3 separate regions of the Homo sapiens genome follow, and all the other regions are linked to region 3. Evidence: chromatin contacts called from ENCODE Hi-C or POLR2A ChIA-PET data. All regions are on one chromosome and are shown on one strand. The core of a region is the stretch at or near the end of the contact, and the rest is flanking DNA. Distances in the headings are between cores, read along the strand shown. Region 1 overlaps SHANK1 (SH3 and multiple ankyrin repeat domains 1). Region 2 holds the start of IL4I1 (interleukin 4 induced 1). Region 3 holds the start of NR1H2 (nuclear receptor subfamily 1 group H member 2).

Region 1 (4,788 bases), core at 1,959-4,458, 300 kb before region 3:
CCACTAATCCCATTTCTTCATGCCTCCCCCCAGTCTGTATTTTACACTCTCCTCCCTCTGAATTTCCCTCTCTGGGTCTCTAACCATACCCCAGGTGTTTCTGTTTGTTCCTGATCCCCCAGAAACTCTATATTAACAGACAAATGGGGATGCAAATCCTGACTTCCTCTAACTTAATTTGCCACCTTGGACCATGTTACTTAATTTCTCTGCATCTCAGTTTTCTGTTCTTTAAAATGGGGCTAAAGTGAAACTTGCCCAGTTCTTATGAGGGTTCCATGAGGTTAACTGTAACACAGCAAACTCCCAACAGAAGGTAAACCCCTCAGGATAGAAAACAGGCCAGGCTGGGCCGGGCGCAGTGGCACACACCTATAATCCCAGCACTTTGGGAGGCCAAGGCAGGCAGATCACAAGGGCAACAGATCAAGACCATCCTGGCAAACATAGTGAAACCCCGTCTCTACTAAAAATACAAAAATTAGCTGGGCGTGGTGGTGTGCACCTGTGGTCCCAGCTACTTGGGAGGCTGAGGCAAGAGAATCACTTGAACCCAGGAGATGGAGGTTACAGTGAGCCGAGATCATGCCACTGCACTCCAGCCTGGCAGTAGAGCGAGACTCCGTCTAAAAAAAAAATAGAAAAAAGGAAAAGAAAATAGGCCAGGTACAGTGGTTCACACCTGTAATCCCAACACTTTGGGAGGCCAAGGCAGGAGGATCACTTGAGGCCAGGAGTTCGAGACCAGCCTGGGCAACATAGTGAGACCCTGTCTCTACAAAATATTTAAAAATTAGCCAGTCATGGTGTGTGCCGAGGTGGGAGGATCACTCGAGCAAGGGAGGTCAAAGCTGCAGTGAGCCATGCTTGCGCCACTGAGCTCCAGCCTGGGCAACAGAATGAGACCTGTCTCAATAAATACATAAATTAATTCACTGAAATAAAATAAACTAGAAAGTCCACCATGGCTCACCAGTGATCTCTGTGTATGCCTCCAGAGACCCCGCAACACCAGAGACCCCACAATAGCGTATCAGACTGAGTGTAAATCTCTGATAAACTAATTAGAGCAAGTCCTGTTTTCATTAATTCAACAAATGCGCAGAGCTCCTGTAAAGTGCCAGGCAGCCACAGTTCTAGGTCTACCCTGCACGAACCCAGTTACAGGACAGTCAAGAGCCTAACCCTCAGGGAACTCACCCTCTGAGCTCCAAAGACCTCCACCCCCAGAGGAGCCCAGACACCAGCCAGTAATAAAACCAGCTGCCCACCTGCCCCTGCCTCCTAGAAATGAAACTCACAAGCACTCACCTGAGTTCTGGGAGACCTCCTTTCCCTCTGTGTCCAGAGGACCCATAGTCATTTGCCCTGTACATCCCCCTCGCCTTTTCTTCTCTCACCTCTTGGATCTGTCCCTGGGCCTTCTCCAGGTCCCCCTCTCATGTCGGAGGCTCTCTCTGCCGCCTTCTCTGCTCCTTCCCACCTGCCATCTTTATCTTTCCCGCTCTCTGAGTCAATACAGATGCCCCTTCATGAGGTTTCTGCATCTTGGTGGCCTCTCTCGACGTCTGGTCTTGTTCTCGGTGTCTCGATTTCCCATTCATTTAGGCTCCTCTCCCCTCTTCACCCTGCATCTTCCCTCTGGTCTAGATGCAGTGGGGTGGGGGGTGCAGTACCCCCCGAGGCTTCTTGGATCAGGTCTGCACAAAAGTGAACAAGAGCAAAGCATTGTATAAGACGCCACTATCAGCCAGGCGTGGTGGCTCACGCCTGTAATCCCAGCACTTTGGGAGGCCAAGGCGGGTGGATCACCTGAGGTCAGGAGTTTGAGACCAGCCTGGCCAACAAGGTGAAACCCCGTCGCTACTAAAACTACAAAAATTTGCTGGGTGTGGTGGCGCACGCCTGTTATTCCAGCTACTCGGGAGCATGGGACAGGAGAATCGCTTGAACCTGGGAGGCAGAGGTTGCAGTGAGCCAAGATCGCGCCACTGCACTCCAGCCTGGGTGACAGGGTGCGATTCTGTCTCGGGGAAAAAAAAAAAAAGATGCCACTATCTAAGGACTTGGAAACTGGGAGATTTCAACCCTCTCCAAAGATGCACTTTTGCATATAACCTAGAGGAGGTAGGGACAGCAGGGGCGCGGAGCCCAGCAGATCCACCCTAGGTCAGGGCACCTCTTGGGCTGTCTCCTCCTAGGGCTCTGCTGTCCATCCGCCCCTCGGTATGGCTTTGGCTTTCTCTGGTACTGTCTTTGTCACCCGCCACTGATGCCCGAGGGCTCCCTCGTGCCCCCTCATCTCTCAGTCTGAGACGTCATTGCTCCCTCTCAGTTGCACTCCCCACTTCTGGGGTTCCCTCCTGGGGCTGCGCAGGCCCTCTCTGAGTCAGAGCTGCCCTCCCTCCTTCCTCTCTGGGCTCTTCCTGCTTCCCATGCTTCCCATCGCCCTCTCATTTCCCCTCTCATCTCTCAGTCCTTGTCTCTCCCCCTTCTAGGCCCCATCTCTGTCTGTCGCTCTTCGCCTCTCTCACTCTCCCTATCTTTCTCTTCCCATCCCTCCCTGTTTCCCCACCTCCCTCTCTCCCCCATCTGTCTTTGTCTCTTTGTCTCTGTCTCTCCATCTCTGTCTCTGTGTCTCCTTGTCTCCCTAGCTCTCTCCTTGTCTCTCTATCTCTGTCTCCTCATCTCTGCCATTGTCTCTCTGTCTCTCCATCTCTATCTCCCCATCTCTGCCTTTGTCTCTCTGTCTCTCTATCTCTGTCTCCCTATCTCTGCCTTTGTCTCTGTCTCTGTCTCTCCATCTCTGTCTCTCTCCCCATCTTTGCCTTTGTCTGTCTGTCTCTGTCTCTCTATCTCTGTCTCTCTTTTTCTGTCTCTCTACGTCTGTCTCTGTGTCTCCTTGTCTCCCTCTCTCTGTCTCTGTCTATCTCTGTCCCCCCATCTCTGTCTCTTCAGTTGTCTCCCCGTCCATTCTCTCCCCTATCCCCTCTCAGGGCTGCCTCCTTAGCAGGAGTTCCCCAGCCACTGGTCAGCGGCAGGACATGCGCTGCCACTGAGGCGCCAGACCACGAGGTGACGGAGAACTGGGCCTTTGGGCGGCGGACTGAAGGGGAGTCTGCCCGGCAGCCAGTGACGTCATGCAAGGCTGCGCACTCTGATTGGCTGTCCCTTCTGCGCGGGAGCGAATGCTCCCGTTGGTTGGTGGAGTTCAGGTGCTCCCTGGGGAGTCAGTGCGATGCCCCATCAGATTGTTATGGTTCCTCCGTCAGTCTGACATCTCTCCTGTCACCCTGACCCTTCTTATGTCAAGCTAACCCATTTTTGTCCCTTCTTCTTCCACATGGTGCTGAAGTGTCTTTTGTCAGCTTGCAAATCTGACGAGGCGTCTGTCACTCTGCACCCTCCTCTGTCGGGGACACCCCTCCCCCTCACTCTAACCAGTTCCCTGCCACTCTAAGCCCTCTCCCGTCACCCTGACCCCTTGCCTGTAACCCTGACCCCTCCCCGTCACACTGACACCCCCCCATCACCCTCACCCCTTACCTGTAATGCTTGTAACCCTGACCCCTCCCCATCACCCTGACCCCTCCCCACACCCTGACCCCTCCCCATCACCCTGACCCCTCCCCATCATCTTGACCCCTCCCCATCACCCTGACCCCTCCCCATCACCCTGACCCCTCCCCATCACCCTGACCCCTCCCCACACCCTGACCCCTCCCCACACCCTGACCCCTCCCCATCACCCTGACCCCTCCCCATCATCTTGACCCCTCCCCACACCCTGACCCCTCCCCACACCCTGACCCCTCCCCATCACCCTGACCCCTCCCCACACCCTGACCCCTCCCCATCATCCTGACCCCTCCCCACACCCTGACCCCTCCCCATCATCTTGACCCCTCCCCATCACCCTGACCCCTCCCCATCACCCTGACCTTTCCCCATCACCCTGACCCCTCCGTTTTCCCTTTGACTCCTCCACTGTCTCTCTTTTACCTCTTCTCTCACCCTGACCCCCACCCTGTCACCCTCACCCTTCCCCATCACTCTGACTCCTACTCTGTCACCTGACCCCTTCTCTGTCACATTGACCTCTCCACTGTCCCCCTGACCCTTCCCTGTCATCCTGACCTCTCCCCCATCACCCTGGTCCCTTCCCTGTCACTCTGACCCTTCCACTGTCACATCAACCCCTCCACTGTCACTCGGATCCCTGCCTCATCACCTTCACCCTCACCTGTCACCTGACCCTCGCCTCTCCCTCTGGCCCCCACCACCTGCCCCCGTGCCCCATGCAGGTGTTTCCCTTGCCTTCCTCCCCTCCTCCCAGCTGTCCTCTCCTGCCTGGACTCTGTTCTTGCTGTCCTCTCCAGCCCTGCCCCTCAGCAGTCCCCGTGTGCTTCCTGACTGGTCACACCCCCTTCTCCTGGCTCTTCGTACCCCTCCCATTTTATCTCAGGGTTTTTGAGCCACTCTGACCTCTTTTCTCCGATGCATCTTGAATCTCCTCCTTACTCGCTGGCTGGTCTAGGATAAGGACCTTTTCTCTCTGATCCACGGCCTCTTTCATTATCATCCAAATGGGTATAATCCACCCTAACTCACAGGTGTGAGGATCCAGTGAGGACACATACGAAAAATAGCAGGTAAAATGGCTCACACAAGAGTGTCTCCTTCCACTTGCCACTTCTCTACTGCCTTTATCTTTTGCAAGGTTCTGCTCTCTGATACCACACAGCTGCAGGACGGGACAGAAAGCCAAGCAGAGTATTGGTCTGTGGC
Region 2 (4,613 bases), core at 873-3,372, 480 kb after region 3:
GACCTAGGCCAAGCCTTTTCCCCTCTCTGTGCCCCAGGGTCCTCCTGTCCCACCCTCTCGCCATCTCCAAGCCTCAGTTTCCTCAACTATCAAATGCAGGCATTGTTGTTGGTTTTTTGTTTGTTTGTTTGTTTGTTTTTGAGACGGAGTCTCACTCTGTCCCCCAGGCTGGAGTGCAGCGGTGCAATCTCGGCTCACTGCAACCTCTGCCTCCCGGGTTCAAGCGATTCTCCTGCCTCAGTGTCCCGAGTAGTTGGGATTACAGGTGTGCACCACCACGCCTGGCTAATTTTTTATATTTTTGGTAGAGACAGGGTTTCATCATTTTGGCCAGGTTGGTCTTGAACTCCTGACCTCAAGTGATCCGCCCACCTCAGCCTCCCAAAGTGCTGGGATTACAGGCGTAAGCCACTGTGCCTGGCCTCAAATGCAGGCATTGTGAGGCTTACGATGGGTGCAAAGCCCTGAGCACCAGGCGGCCTCCAAGGCAGGTGATCGCCATGGGAACATTTTTGTCACTATTTTTTTCTTTTTTAGAGAAAGGGTTTCGCCATCTTGGCCAGGCTGGTCTCGAGCCCCTGGGCTCAAGCAATCCTCCCACCTCGGCCTCCCAAAGTGCTAGGATTACAGCAGTGAGCCTCCGCACCCGGCCCTCATTACTATTTTTTATTTTTATTTTTTATTTTTTGAGATGGAGTCTGGCTCTGTCACCCAGGCTAGAGTGCAGTGGCACGATCTCAGCTCACTGCAACCTCCACCTCTTGGGTTCAAGCAATTCTCCTGTCCCAGCCTCCTGAGTAGTTGGGACTACAGGCGTATGCCACCATGCCCGGCTAATTTTTATATTTTTAGTAGAGACGAGGTTTTGCCATGTTGGCCAGGCTGGTCTTGAACTCCTGACATCAGGTGATCCGCCTGCCTCGACCTCCCAAAGTGCTGGGATTATAGGCGTGAGCCACCCCTGGCCCTCGTCACTATTTTTGCTGACCCAAGCTCTTTCGGTCCCTGAACTCTCCAGCTCTTTGATCATTTCCCTTTGCCACGGCCTCCCGCCCCTGCGTCACATGCCTTGTTACTCACATTCACCCCCCAGCCCCTCCCGGCCATAACCGCATCCCTCTTTGATTTACTGCGGGAGTTTCCCATCTTCCTTCTTGTTAATGCCCTCCAACCCCCACCCAACCCTTGCTGCAGAGAATCTGCCTCCCTCTGGTTTTCCTCCTCACGGAGCCCCTGGCTCCCTCTCCCCCACCCCAAGGAAAGTCCCTGCTATTGTTTCTCCACCCCCACCCACTCCAAGGTGCCGCCCCACTCCCTGCCCTGAGCACTGAGGTGGTTCTTAAAGCAGGGATGGGTGAAGCCTGGGCGCTTCCCTCTGCCGGGTGGTCACTCATAGAACCCCTGAGTGCCCCTGCGGCCACAGCAGCTGGCATTTCCAAAGGAGCAGCTTCCAGTACTACCCCAGGTTCCGGCCACAGAACTTAACCTGGATTCACTCACTTGATCCTAAAACACTGTGACGTCTGTAGACGTCATTTGACAGCTGTAGACGAGAGCCACAGAGGGGAGGGCGGGCTCAGAGCCCACGTCCTGACCCCGGGACCACGGCTGCCAGCCCCACTGCTACACCCATGTAACGGAGGGGGAGACTGAGGCTCTGGGTGGCAAGTGGAGAGGGAAGTGGAACCATGGGGGGCCCTGCAGGACATGGCGACACCTGACGGAGAGGGACTTGGAGGGGAAAGTTGGCCTGGCCCAGGGACCTGTAGCCCCTCTGTCCCCGTGGGAATCAAGGAGGCAGAGAGAGTGCAGGGGAGGATAGAAACAAGTGGCCTGGTGATCAGGGACGGGGGCAAACCGAAGGGGATTCCCCGTTGTTGGCACGGTTACCTGAGCATCTATTTCTGGCCTCCAAACCACCCCAGAACTATCTGGGGCAAAAGGAAGTGAATAGACTGATTAACTTCCTCCAACCCCCTTTCTCCAACCTCAACTAGACTCTGAGCATTGGACCAGAGCAGCTCCAGGAAACCAGTTTCATTTCCCTCGGCCAGTTTCCCAAAAGGAGGGGTGGGCGGGGCTCTGCCAGTTTAAGGGGAGAGAAAGGGCCACAGCAGAGACAGTGGAGGGCAGTGGAGAGGACCGCGCTGTCCTGCTGTCACCAAGAGCTGGAGGTAGTGACACGGCCAGTGGTGGGGGGACAGAGAGACAGGACCCACAGAAATAGGGACTGAGAAGCAGTCAGGAGCTGGGGAGATGAGGAAGAGGGAAAAGAGGCCGGGCGCGGGGGCTCATGCCTGGAATCCCAGCACTTTGGGAGGCCGAGGTGGGTGGATCACCTAAGGTCAGGAGTTCGAGACCAGCCTGGCCAACATGGCGAAACCCCGTCTCTACTAAAAATACAAAAATTAGCCAGGTTTGGTTATGGGTGTCTGTAATCCCAGTTACTTGGGAGGCTGAAGTGGGAGGATTCTTGAACCTGGGAGGCGGAGGTTGCAGTGAGCCAAGATCTTACCACTGCACTCCAGCCTGGATGGCAGAGAAAGACTGTTAAAAAAAAAAGAAAGAAAGGAAAGAAAGAGGGAAAAGAAGAGAAAGAGACAGGAACCCGAGAGAGCTGTGGCAGAGGTGGAGACCGGTGAGGAGGGAGGCAGGGACGGTCCAGGGGACTCTGAAGGAATGGGGTTAGGGGACACAGGTCCAGAGAGCAGGACAGTGACTGGGGGAGGGCCGGCTCTAGCAGCTGGGCAGCCCATGGGAGACAGAGTCAGGCTACAGTGGTCACAGGCCTCAGTCACAACAGCCCTCCCTTCTCCTCCACCCCAGACACCATCTCCCACCGAGAGTCATGGCCCCATTGGGTGAGTAAGCAGGGGAGGGGCTCTGGAACAAGTGAGTAGAACCCCTCTCCCCCGACCTGCCACAACCCCGTTGACCCTGTCCTCCTCCTCCCAGCCCTGCACCTCCTCGTCCTCGTCCCCATCCTCCTCAGCCTGGTGGCCTCCCAGGACTGGAAGGCTGAACGCAGCCAAGACCCCTTCGAGAAATGCATGCAGGATCCTGACTATGAGCAGCTGCTCAAGGTGGTGACCTGGGGGCTCAATCGGACCCTGAAGCCCCAGAGGGTGATTGTGGTTGGCGCTGGTGTGGCCGGGCTGGTGGCCGCCAAGGTGCTCAGCGATGCTGGACACAAGGTGGGAAGCACTGCTTGCAGTCTACCTGGAGTCCCTCCTGCTGCAGGCTGGAGTCCCTGGGCACAGGGACACGGCCGCGTTCCTCCTTGAGGGGGTGGAGGTGGGGATGTGGGGGGAGAGGCTATCTTTCCCTGTAGTCTGGGGGTGAGGCCCAAGCCCCCTGCTGTCACATGTCTCCACTGAGAGGCCCCAGACTTTCCTGTCCCACGTTTTTCATCCCAGAGGGAAGTCTCACTGGCTCAAAGCTCCTCTGTCCTGGGGTGGGGCGCCTGTTGGTGGAGAGGGAAACTCTACCAAGGGGATGTGTGCCCTGAGGTCTAACCACTGACCTACTCACTGCAATCCGAGAATGAGAATGGGCCAGCCCAGGGGCTTCTACGCATATGGGTCATCTCCGAACTCCCCGAGCTGGGAAGTCCCTTTGCAGTCTAGCTGGCAGCCTTCCTCCTGCAGTCTGGAACTGCTCACTCAGTTCTGTTCCCCCACCTCCATACAGAAGGGGACCCTCTCCTAGTCTGGGTCTGGGCCACTGTGGGGATGGAAGAAGGCAGGGGGCTGGCACGGGGTGGTAGAGGGCAGGGGATGGTCAGTGGGTGGAGCTGAAGGGCCCTCCTCGCCCCACGGACTCCCTCAGGTCACCATCCTGGAGGCAGATAACAGGATCGGGGGCCGCATCTTCACCTACCGGGACCAGAACACGGGCTGGATTGGGGAGCTGGGAGCCATGCGCATGCCCAGCTCTCACAGGTGACCTAGCAACCCACCCACCTGTGTGCCTAGACTCAACTAGCCCCCCAGCTCCATGCCCACACCAGAGTGGGCCCGAACTTCCACTCTGACTCCCAAACCCAGCCTCCAACCCCATCCTTCGCCTAATCCTCACCTCAGTCTTGCCTCCAGCGCCAGCCCTGGGCCTCTGGCAACACTCGGGCCACCTGGTCCAACCAGACCTCCAGCTGGCCCTGCCTGGTGCAAAAGCCAGCTCCTGTGCTGGCCCCTCCAGGCCTGCAGCTCCACCATCCCCACACCCTCAGGCACCCCAGCCCCAGGCCCCTTCTTCATCTCAAACCCCCGTCCAACCCAAACTCTGTCCCCCTTCCCAATTCTAATCTGGGCTCTATCCCACTCTTAACCCAATCCTAATCCTGGTACTGCCCTGAGGCCTCCAGCCTTGTCCCCATTTCATTCCCATCCCCCAGCATTGATTACCCCAAATCTAGCCCCACCCCCAGCCTCATGCTGGTCCCCAGCTACTCTCCCCTCCCACCCCTCTTCTCCAAGTCCCACTAGGGACCAGGCCACCCCCACTGGAGCCCGGCCCTCACTCACCCACTCCCCTGATCAGGATCCTCCACAAGCTCTGCCAGGGCCTGGGGCTCAACCTGACCAAGTTCACCCAGTACGACAAGAACACGTGGA
Region 3 (4,648 bases), core at 1-2,500:
GTACAGTGAGCTTCTGCTCGTGTGTGATAAGGGCTGGGTGGGGAAGAGAGTCACTCACCAGGCAGGGGGGTATCCAGGGAACTCGTGGTAGGAGAGGACATGGTGGGGTCACGGAGCAGCCTGTAGAATACAGGGGATTGAGAGCCTTGTGGGGCTAAGAAGGGTTAGGTTAGGTCAGTTACAGGTCCTGACAGGGCTTTCCCTTTTTTTTCCATCTCTCCAAAGACCCTACTCTCAGCCACAACCCTGGTTCCTGCCAGCCTACAAACCCTCCCCATCCTTCTAACAAGACCTGCCCCCTTCTGTTCCACGCCAGCCTTCAGCTTGGTCTTAAGCCCCGCCCCTGCTGTAGGCCCCGCCCCCTCAGGTCCAATCCACCTGCTTTTTCTAGGTAGGGCCCATTCTCCTTTAATCATGCTCTGCCTTCACGGCCTCCATGCCATGTAGTTTCCCCCCACCTCCTCTTCTTAAGACTCTACCTCACTTCTGCCCCAAGCATCCCTATTTCTCATTCTGACCCCACCTCCTCCTACTATGCTCCGCCCTCAACCTTCCAGGTTCAGCCCCTAAAGCCCCCATCATGGGCCTCCCAACACCTTGCCCCGCCCCATATGCATCCCTCCCTCCAAGCCTCACCCCCACAACCTCGCTCCAGGTCCCCATCCCCTCCCATCATGCCCCGCCCCCGCCCCGCCTCCTCCCTTCCTACTGCACCCCCACAACCTCGCTCCAGGCCCCGCCACATCTCCTCCCATCATGCCCCGCCCCCAGCCCCGCCTCCTCCCTTCATGCCCCGCCCCCGCACCGCGCTGCAGGTCCCGCCCCATCACCTCCCATCATGCCCCGCCCCGCCTCCTCCATTCATGCTCCGCCCTCGCACCTCTCTCCAGGTCCCGCCCCTCTCCAAGCAACAGCGGGGGGCGGGGCTCATGGCTGCGCGCGGGGGTCTCGTGGACGGCCTCTCGCGGAGTGAACTACTCCTGTTGCCCTGGAAACAGCCGCGGGAGGCGCGAATTACCGAGGGGAGGAAATGGAAGGAGAGAAGGGGGCAGAGCGGAGTACGCGGGGAGCGCCGAGAAGCCCCGGGTTCGGGGCTCCTCCTGCGTCTCCCCACTCTCGGGTGCACCTACCTGGGTTCCCTTGCTCTGCTTTTCTTCGTCCTCCTCTTTAGCCCCTGACACACCGCCGCTACTCAAATACCCTCAAAAGTAACTTCGCCACTTCTTCCGGCAACCCCGCCCTTGCGTCACGTCCGGAAGAGGGGCGGAGCGTGAAACTTGACGAACTTCCGGTCCGCTTAGGACCAGCCGAAGCTGCTGCCCCGCACGGAAGTTGGAAACTCACCGGAAGTTTACCGGGTAGATCTACTGGGACTTGGCAGAAGAGTTCCGAACCCATTTCCTCGCTTCTTGGGAGCCAAACCTCCAGCCCCGCGCTTTGTGGCTTTAGCTCATTCATGCGCTTCTCTGAGCCTGCGGCCAAACCCTAGCTATAGCTGCTTGTCGCACATGACTGATTTAAGGCACGTTTGCACTTTTTTGGTCGTTACAAGTTTTCTGATTTTGGAGTCGTGCTGCTTGTTAGTTTTATTTATTTTTATTTATTTATTTGGAGAGGTCTCACTCTGTCACCCCAGACTGGAGTGCAGTGGTGTGATCTCAGCTCACTCCAGCCTCTGCGTCCTGGGTTCAAGAGATTCTCTTGCCTCACCCTCCCAAGTAACTGGGATTACAGGCATGTGCCACCACGCCCGGCTCATTTTTTTGTATTTTTAGTAGAGACAGGGTTTCGCCATGTTGGCGAGGCTGGTCTCGAACTCCTGACTTCAAATGATCCGCCTGCCTCGGCCTCCCAAAGTGCTGGGATTACAGGCGTGAGCTGCGGCACCGGGCTTATTTTTACTTTTTTTTTTTTGAGATGGAGTCTCACTCTGTTGCCCAGGCTGGAGTGCAGTGCCGCGATCTCAGCTAACTGCAACTTCCGCCTCCTGGGTTCAAGCGATTCTCCTGCCTCAGCCTCCCTTGTAGCTGGGATTACAGGTGCCCACCACCACGGCCGGCTAATTTTTCTATTTTTAGTAGAGATGGGGTTTCACCATGTTTGCCAGGCTGGTATCGAACTCCTGACCTCAGGCAATCCACCTACCTCGGCCTTCCAGAGTGTTGGGATTACAGGCGTGAGCCGCTGTGCCTGGCCAGATTTGAGATGTCAGAATTTTCTCATTGTTAAAATTTTGCAAAAATGGTTTCAATAACTTGGTGATTGGAAGAATTAAAAAAGCTCAGTCTCGGACCGGGCGCGGTGGCTCACGCCTGTAATCCCAGCACTTTGGGAGGCCGAGGTGGGCAGATCACCTGAGGTCGGGAGTTTGAGATCAGCCTGACCAACATGGAGAAACTCCGTCTCTACTAAAAATACAAAATTAGCCAGGCATGGTGGCGGGCGCCTGTAATCCCAGCTACTCGGGAGAGGCTGAGGCAGGAGAATCGCTTGAACCCAGGAGGCGGAGGTTGCGGTGAGCCGAGGTTGCGGTGAGCCGAGATTGCGCCATTGCACTCCAGTCTGGGTAACAAGAGCGAAACTCCGTCTCAAAAATAAAATGCAATAAAAATAAAGGAATAAAAGAATGGCTACTCCAGGTAGAGCAGCGGCTTGGGCTGTTCACTGTGATTATACTTATAGTTATTTCTTGATTATATACTAAACAACGGGTGGATTATTCATGAGTTTTCCAGGAAAAGGGTAGGCAATTCTCAGAATTGAGGGTTCCTCCCCCGTTTAGACCATATAGGGGAACTTCCTGACGTTGCCATGGCATTTGTAAGCTGTCATCGTGCTGGTGGGTGTGACTTTTAGCATGCTAATGCGTTATAATTAGTGTATAATGAGCCATGAGGACGGCTAGAGGTCACTCTCATCGCCATCTTGGTTTTGCTGGGATCTGGCTGACTTCTTTACTGCATATGCTGTTTTATCAGCAAGCTCTTTGTGACCCGTATCTTGTGCCAACCTCCTATCCTATCTCATCCTGTGACTAAGAATGCCTTAACCTCCTGGGAACGCAGCCCAGTAGGTCTCAGCCTTATTTTACCAAGCTCCTATTCAAGACAGAATCGCTGTGGTTGGAATGCCTCTGACATATGTGTATGCCTTTATAAAAAAGAAATGGGACTATGTGATCCATGCTCTTCTGTAACTTATTATGTCTACTCAGGCCCATCGTTTGAGATTGTGGAATTTTCCACCTAGGGATGTTAGAAGCGAAACAAGTGATTAACATGAGCGTTGGAAATGGCAGAACCTGGTGTCTCTGTCACTTCCTTCCTGTGTAACACTGAGCCCAGTTCCTTAACCTCCCCGTGCCTCAGTTTCCTTGCCTGTAAATTGCAAACAGGAGTGAGAAAGCCGGGCATGGTGGCTCATGCCTGTAATCCCAGCACTTTGGGAGGCCAAGGCAGGTGGATCACCTGAGATCAGGAGTTCGAGACTAGCCTGACCAACTTGCTGAAACCTGGTCTCTACTAAAAATATAAAATTAGCCGGGCATGGTGGCGGGCACCTGTAATCCCAGCTACTCAGGAGGCTGAGGCAGGAGAATTGAACCCGGGAGACAGAGGTTGTGGTGAGCCAAGATCTTGCCATTGCATTCCACCCTGGGCAGCAGGAGCAAAACTGCATCTCAAAAATAAAAAAATAAAGGCAGGGCACGGTGGCTCACGCCTGTAATCCCAGCACTTTGGGAGGCCAAGGCAGGTGGATCACAAGGTCAGGAGTTCAAGACCAGCCTGACCAACACCATGAAACCCCATCTCTACTAAAAAAAATACAAAAAAAATAGCCAGGCGTGGTGGTACGTGCCTGTAATCCCAGCTACTTGGGAGGCTGAGACAGAAGAATCACTTGAACCCAGGAGGCGGAGGTTGCAGTGAGCCGAGAACGCGCCACTGCACTCCAGCCTGGCAACAGAGTAAGACTCCGTCTCAAAATAAATAAATAAATAAACAAATAAATAAAAATAAAAAAATTAAAAAGAGTGAGACAGGAGGCTAGGCACAGTGGTTCATGCCAGTAATCCCAGCATTTTGGAAGGCTGAGGCAGGCAGATCACGATGTCAGGAGATGGAGACCATCCTGGCCAACATGGTGAAACCCCATCTCAACTAAAAATACAAAAATTAGCTGGGCGTGGTGGCACGTGCCTGTAATCCCAACTACTTGGGAGGCTGAGGCAGGAGAATCTCTTGAACCAAGGAGTCAGAGGTTGCAGTGAGCCGAGATCGCGCCACTGCACTCCAGCCTACCGACAGACTGAAACTCTATCTCAAAAAAAAAAAAAAAAAAAAAAAGCGAGACAGGAATAACACAGGGTAGTCACAGGAGAATAGAAAATTCCAGGCAGCAGTTTCACATGACTAGCAAAAGGAAACTGTTGAAATAGTTGCAGCAGGTGGGGGCTGATAAGACTCTTGAAAACCCTAGGTGTGGACCAACCTGGCTAAGACACATTGGACCCAACAAGGCCCTACATATGACCTAGGTCTCACCTAGGACCTCGTTATATGCTCATTAACATAAACACACACCCACCAGCACCAGGACGGTTACAGGAACACCCATATTTGGTGTAAAAGTGGGTGGCACCACAGTT

The links. Hi-C counts contacts between places; a loop is a spot of excess contacts on that map. ChIA-PET counts read pairs that join two places held with the same protein, here RNA polymerase II (POLR2A). Pooled maps may share reads with other maps.
Region 1: a loop to region 3 is called in a pooled map, with 4 times the contacts of the local background. The contact joins the enhancer-like site here to the promoter of NR1H2 in region 3. A Hi-C loop is called at or near these places in 1 of 168 maps with a recorded cell type or tissue (dorsolateral prefrontal cortex), 3 of 37 single-sample maps with no recorded cell type and 6 of 50 pooled maps. POLR2A ChIA-PET finds 5 or more read pairs at or near these places in 1 of 52 experiments (A673).
Region 2: a pooled map shows a loop between it and region 3 (4-fold over the local background). The contact joins the promoter of IL4I1 here to the promoter of NR1H2 in region 3. A Hi-C loop is called at or near these places in 2 of 50 pooled maps. POLR2A ChIA-PET finds 5 or more read pairs at or near these places in 3 of 52 experiments (T-cell, activated B cell and endothelial cell of umbilical vein).

What each region holds. Positions count from the first base shown.
Region 1 is chr19:50,677,916-50,682,703 of GRCh38, reverse strand. All of the region lies in intron 21 of SHANK1 (SH3 and multiple ankyrin repeat domains 1), which reads left to right. Among named protein-coding and RNA genes, the nearest start is that of C19orf81, 31 kb to the right of the region's middle. Within about 2 kb of position 3,208, at least 4 of the 41 ENCODE cell types and tissues checked have a DNase peak (open chromatin) inside an H3K27ac peak, as active enhancers do.
Region 2 is chr19:49,894,396-49,899,008 of GRCh38, reverse strand. IL4I1 (interleukin 4 induced 1) reads left to right here and starts at 2,122. Exons shown (of 8, transcript NM_152899.2): 1 at 2,122-2,174; 2 at 2,827-2,861; 3 at 2,956-3,194; 4 at 3,829-3,941; 5 at 4,540-4,613. The coding sequence starts at 2,849. RefSeq lists enhancers at 1,013-1,192, 3,587-3,636.
Region 3 is chr19:50,373,059-50,377,706 of GRCh38, reverse strand. NR1H2 (nuclear receptor subfamily 1 group H member 2) reads right to left here and starts at 1,250. Exons shown (of 10, transcript NM_007121.7): 1 at 1,131-1,250; 2 at 881-988; 3 at 59-120. The coding sequence starts at 101. LOC105372437 (a long non-coding RNA gene) reads right to left here. Exons shown (of 4, transcript XR_007067299.1): 4 at 4,331-4,648. RefSeq lists a silencer at 620-709 and an enhancer at 530-1,341.